Regions from separate parts of the Mus musculus genome. Here region 2 is linked to region 1. The links are chromatin loops, found by intact Hi-C in ENCODE. Cell type or tissue: left cerebral cortex. All regions are shown on one strand. Links, peaks and the distances in the headings refer to the core of each region. The heading gives the core; the rest is flanking DNA. Region 1 has its middle 28 kb from the start of Gm39478. Region 2 overlaps Septin9 (septin 9).

Region 1 (2,905 bases), core at 243-2,742:
AGTAGGACCCAGCATGGAACACGCCATGGGGACCCACAGTACTGAGCGACTCTGCCAACATTCGAACTGGATAAAGGAACCCAGGGTGGGAAGTTCCCTGGAGGATACAAAGGCAGCAGCTGTATAGGAAGGGACAGGGGACTGTCCAGGTGATGTCAGTGTTCCATGTTGTGGCTGCAGTTGGAACACACGGTGCATTTACCTGTAAAAAATCACAGGATGGCATGCACAGCATCCAGGAGACACAGAAATGTGGAGAGAGAACCACAGTGGCTAACGATCCATGAGCAGAGGGAGGAGAGGTCATGAGTACTGGTACCTGCAACTTATTAAAACTGCCTCAGTCACCCGGCATGGTGGCACTTGTCTTTGACATCACCCTTTGGGAGATGGAGGTAGAAGGATTAGAAGTTCAAGGCCAACTTTAGCTACAGGAGATTGAGGGTTGCCTGGGCTACATGAGACTCCGTCTCAAAGACAAATTAATTAGTCAACCAAATATGTCTGAGGAGAGCCTGATTGCTGGTGGACAGATGCACACCTAACAAGGAACACTCACGGTAGGGTCCAGCAGGTGGGTGTGTGGGCAGGGTTTCACCGTCTGTCTTCTTGTTTGAAATGTTTTCAGAAAGTTAGAAAATTGGGGCCTGAGCTAGTAAAGAAGTTCTATTGCCTACTGAATGGGCACCTGGGTTCAATCCCAGTGCCATGTAAAAGCTAGGTATGGCTGAACATGCATGTGTATACAGCCACACACACACACACACACACACACACACACACACTCACACACACAAGTCATTTTTGAAAACCAAGGTAATAAACAATACCGGAAGACAACGTTGACCTCCACGCCCGCTCACTGACCACACACACACACACACACACACACACACACACACACACACACACAAGTGGGCTGGAAAAACTTGAGAGATTGAAACACTTCAAACAAAACCTAGGAAAATACAGTACAGAAAGAGTCAGGGGGCACCAGCCTCCTCCCCCGGGTGCCATAGGCTGGGATTGGAATTCAGTGGCTCCTTCTTATTATTTCCTGAGGGTCTCCTCTTGCCGCTTCCCTCCCCTTCAGCCTAATCAAGTTGTACTGGCAGCTCTGCAGCAGCATGCAGCCCTTCTGCAGAGCCAAGGAAAGCAATACCCAAGTACATGGGCTTTTAAGAGCTTGCACCGCCCCCTGCTGGACAAAAAGATCCCTGCAGCTGCCTCTCTATTTCCTGCAAGTAGAGAGTTAGCCCTTGCTGGGCCACCAACACCCTGCAAATAGACAGTGTTGATCAATAGGCTTTGCCTGTCTATAGAACACACCCACCACGTCCACAGTGACTATCCAGGTCCTTGAGGATGGTCCTTGCCCACCAACACAGGTCACAAACGCAGACCAAGGCTACCCTCTCCAGGCAGGACACCAATCCCCAACCCTTTCTCGCCACCTTGGGCTGGGACACCAGGCAGAACCCTGAATCTGTAAGGTATACCTTCTTCTTCTTCTTCTTCTTCTTCTTCTTCTTCTTCTTCTTCTTCTTCTTCTTCTTCTTCTTCTTCTTCTTCTTCTTCTTTTTGTTTGCATGAATGTCTGTGCATGGTGTGTGTCTGTCTGGTACCCTCAGAAGCCAGGAGGAATCATTAGAGTTACAGATGGTTGTGAGCTGCCATGTGGGTGCTGGGGATGAAAACTGGGTCCCCTGCAAGAGCCTTAACTGCTGAGCCATCTCTCAGGTCCTGGAGTACTCTCTTCATTATTGATAGCTATGTCCTGTGACATACACCACACATGTCAACACACACGTGGCTGGGAGCCCTGAACTGGAGAGACCGTCGCCTAGGACACCGGCTGGCCTTATCCAAGTCCAGACTGAGGGCTTCCCAGGATGAGCATGGGGCAAACAGAACAGAGTCAGAGGCCATTTCTTTCCCACCCATTTCCACAGCACCCCTCTCCACTCACACCCTCCTTGGCTCTAACGTCAGAGCCTTTGTTTTTGAGGTCCTCTCTGCCCATGGCTTTTGAACTGTTGGTTTTCTCTGGCTGTTCAAGCCCCCAAGTCAGTCCACCCCTCAGTTGTAGGAGCTTCTAATAACTCCCCATAAACACACACCACCGCAGCCTGGGGAGCTCGGTCAGCAATGTCTTGCAAACAGGATGACCCGAGTTCAAAATCTCAGAACCCTGGTAAAGAGCCTGGTATGGTGACGTGTGCAGTTTCAGCCCAGGTGGGTCCTCAGAGCTCGATGGCCACCTGGCCTACACAACAAGCTCCAGGCTGTTAAGCGACTCTGTCTCAAAACATGTGGTGGGTGGTGCCTGAAGAACAATAGCCAAGGCTGTCCACTGGCTTCTACATGTGCGCACACACACACATACAGACACCACATCTCCTGCTCAAACCCATGTGACAGGCAATGCTGAAGGAATCAAGTGGCCAGGTGGTGTGCTATTCTCCACTCTTCATTGTAAGCTTCAAACCCAGGCGGGTGCTGTGAGGGTAACAACTGTCCACGGAGCAGGAGAAAGTACCGACAGGATAGATCAAATAAGGATCTAATAACCAGCATATATAAAGAGCTCCCTCAACTCAATAACAAAGCAACTTGACTCAAAAATGGGCAGAGCCTGGTGTGAAGGCACACACCTGTAATCCCAGCACTTGATAGGCGGAGGCAGGACCATCAGGGGTTCAAGGCCACCTCAACTATTACTAGTCTTATAACCAGCCCAACACCAGCTACACAGGGAGAATGGTGTCCCCCACAAACGCCTACCACCCCAGACTCTTACTCTGGTACTCTCACACCCCATATCCCCATACCCCTACCACCCCATACGTCTATCCCCCCCCAACACAGAGAGCAGTGTCTGGGAGAAAAGGCTCTTGGGCAAGCT
Region 2 (2,905 bases), core at 237-2,736, 63 kb before region 1:
GTTGCATGACTCTCCAGTCTCTGTCTCCCAAATGCTTGAATTACATTACATGCATTCAGTACACACCCAACTAAACAATAATTGATTTCTTTCGGTGCTTGGGATAAAAAGCAGTTGTGCCTTCTAGGCCAGCATCCGCCCACCCCACCCCCCACCCCACCACATCCTCAGCCCTAAAGAGTAAGTTTTGAAGAGTCCCTCCAAACTCACAGCCCCATGGAAAATAACTTTAAGTGTTTTCTTTTTTTTTCTTTCAATGCTGGTCGCCCACAAAAGTATCAGGCCCAGATGGTTTCACTAGTGAGCAACTTGAAAGTTTTAACAAAGACAGGATTGTGTTGCTGTGAGAGTGATCCAGAAGGGAGAGGAAGAAAGAAACATATCCAGGGTGTTTTTGCTAAGCCAGCACCACGCTGTCACCAAAAAAAGCAAAAATAGCTCGGCACACGCCCCACACTGCAGAGCCAGCTCACTGTGCATCCGTGCAAAAAATAAAAAAAATAAAAAATAAAAATAAAACAAAACAAAACCAACAACCCAAAACTCTAGATCCCACCACGATGCTCAAACCGAAATAAATTCCAGCAGATTAACGACACTGGTACATAAAAATAAAACCACAGAAACATTAGAAGAAAATGTGGATGAAATGCTTGTCTGTAATTCTGGAATGCAGCAGGATGTGAGACCCAAACGCTCAAAGGAAAAATCAGAAGCCAGACAAACACAAGCCTTCAGGTTCTCTGCTTGGAAGAACACACTACAGCTCTGGGGGCGGGGGCTTAAACCTCATACCACACATCACCGTCACCATCACCATCCTCTTCCTCTTCTCCTCCTCCTCCTCCTCCTCCTCTTCCTCCTTCTCTCTCTCTCTCTCTCTCTCTCTCTCTCTCTCTCTCTCTCTCTCTCTCTCTCTCTCTCTCCAAGGGAGGGTCTTACTTGGTAGCCCTGGCCAGCTTAAGTATTCACTCTATTGCCCAGGTTGGTCTCTAACTACTGGCAATCTCCCTGCTTGAACCTCTCAAGGTCTGACCACCACCAATCAGCTCAAAAACCTCTTAGAAAAGGAACCATAGGGCTGGAGAGGTGGCTCAGAGGTTAAGAACCCGGCTGCCCTTGCTGAGGAGCCAGGTTCAGTTCCCTGCACCCACACGGCAGCTCACAATGATCTGGAACGCTGGTTCCAGGGAAAACAGTGCCCCCTGCTGGTCTGCACAAGTACAGCAAGCATGCTCATGGTGCACAGATCTGCATACAGGAAAATACACATAAGGTACAAAATAAAAGAATAATTAATTTTAAAATTACTATTTTTTTAATCAGTAAGAAAAGGGTTGACAGTCCGGCTAAGAGAGGACTATGGGCTTTGGGCTGTAACAAACATACAGAACATACACACAAAACACACAGGTAACACACACCTTCCATTCTGGCAGAGATGGAGGTGGGGGCACGAGGATCTCTGTAAGTTTGAGGCCCGCCTGGTCTACACCGTGAAAACATGTAACTAAGATCGATTTAGTTTTGGGGTGAAATGTCCCCCAGAGACCCAGGAGCTTGTAACTATCTGCTCCCCACGGTGATACTGTTAGGGAGTGCTGAGGGGAAGGGACCCAAAACCCCAGGCACAGGTCTCCAAAGAGACTGGAGGACTTCACTGGGTCCCAGCTTCCTGGCGCATTACATCAGCAGACTTTCTGGCTATGGCTATGCACACCCAGCATGTGGTCCAGCTCCTAGCCATGAGGCCACTGGATGTGGAAACCTCCTGAGATGCCAGCAAAATTTCCCCTTGATAAGTCAGCTGTCTCATGTAGGAATATGAATCTGCTCAATACAAAGCTGTAGAAATAAATTCAAACCCATTGGGCAGCGCCCATCCCCTCACTATGAGGGGAGAGCACATGCTTTTCCATTCACCATCCCTCAAAATGCTTTAATGATGTACCGAAGGCTGGAGAGATGGCTCGGGAGTCAAGAGCAAGCCTTGCTCTCCCAGAGGATCTGAGCTATGTTCCCAGCACCCATGCCAGGTGGCTCACAACTGCCTGTAAGTCCAGCTCCAGGGGTTCAGAGACCTCTAGCAAGGGCGCCTGCACTCGCTTGCACACGCCCTACAAAGACGCATGCATACACACAGAATTTTAAATAATAAAAATAAAAATGTAAGTGCTGTAACTGCTTGAGGTTAATGTGGGTGGAACTGGTTAAACTTTAAACCCACACTTCCTCTGATGCAGAAACTTGCCCTTCCAAGTTGCACATGGCAGTCACCTGCACGAGCGAGAGAGCACACACACACACACACACACACACACACACACACACACACACACATGCCCAAACACAGTGTAAGATGGTCCATACAGCTTCTCATGACAGGGTCTTCACATTAGCTCAGGTTAGCCTTAAACTCAGGTCTCCTGAGTCCCCAACCTGCTGAGTTTCAGGATGACAGGTGAGCACGTCTAGGCCCCATTCCAGGTTCTTTTCACATCTTAAAATACTGGATGAGGGGCTGGAGAAATGGCTCAGTGGTTAAGAGCACTGGCTGCTCCAGAGGTCCTGAGTTCAAATCCCAGCAACCACAAGGTGGCTCACAACCATCTGTAATGGGATCTGACACTCTCTTTTGATGTCTGAAGACAGTTAAATATACATATACATATATACATAAAATAAAGAGCTCACAAATAACCCCAGCTCCAGAATCCAGCTTTGGCCTCTGAGGAAACTTGCACAAACATGTCTATACCCCCCACACCCACACACACAGACACACACACACACAGACACAGACACAGACACACACACACACACACACACACACACAACCATAAGTAAATAAAATTTAGCTAGGTGTGGTGACACATGCATTTAATTCCAGCGCTCAAGAGGCAAA

What was found. Hi-C counts contacts between places; a loop is a spot of excess contacts. Peaks named below come from ENCODE experiments on the same cell type or tissue, not always from the same donor. Only the 100,000 strongest peaks of a DNase experiment are listed, where the experiment ranks them.
Region 2: it touches region 1 in a loop (2.0-fold over the local background); 12 of 42 quality-filtered maps call a loop at or near these places.

Annotation. Positions count from the first base shown.
Region 1 is chr11:117,236,642-117,239,546 of GRCm38, reverse strand. It overlaps a transcript of Septin9 not described here. Among named protein-coding and RNA genes, the nearest start is that of Gm39478, 28 kb to the left of the region's middle. In left cerebral cortex, for the core only: a CTCF peak has its summit at 1,206 (motif pointing left); a DNase peak (open chromatin) is centred at 1,198.
Region 2 is chr11:117,299,282-117,302,186 of GRCm38, reverse strand. All of the region lies in intron 2 of Septin9 (septin 9), which reads right to left. Among named protein-coding and RNA genes, the nearest start is that of Gm34065, 26 kb to the left of the region's middle. In left cerebral cortex, for the core only: a CTCF peak has its summit at 1,234 (motif pointing left); a DNase peak (open chromatin) is centred at 373; H3K27ac peaks cover 213 bases.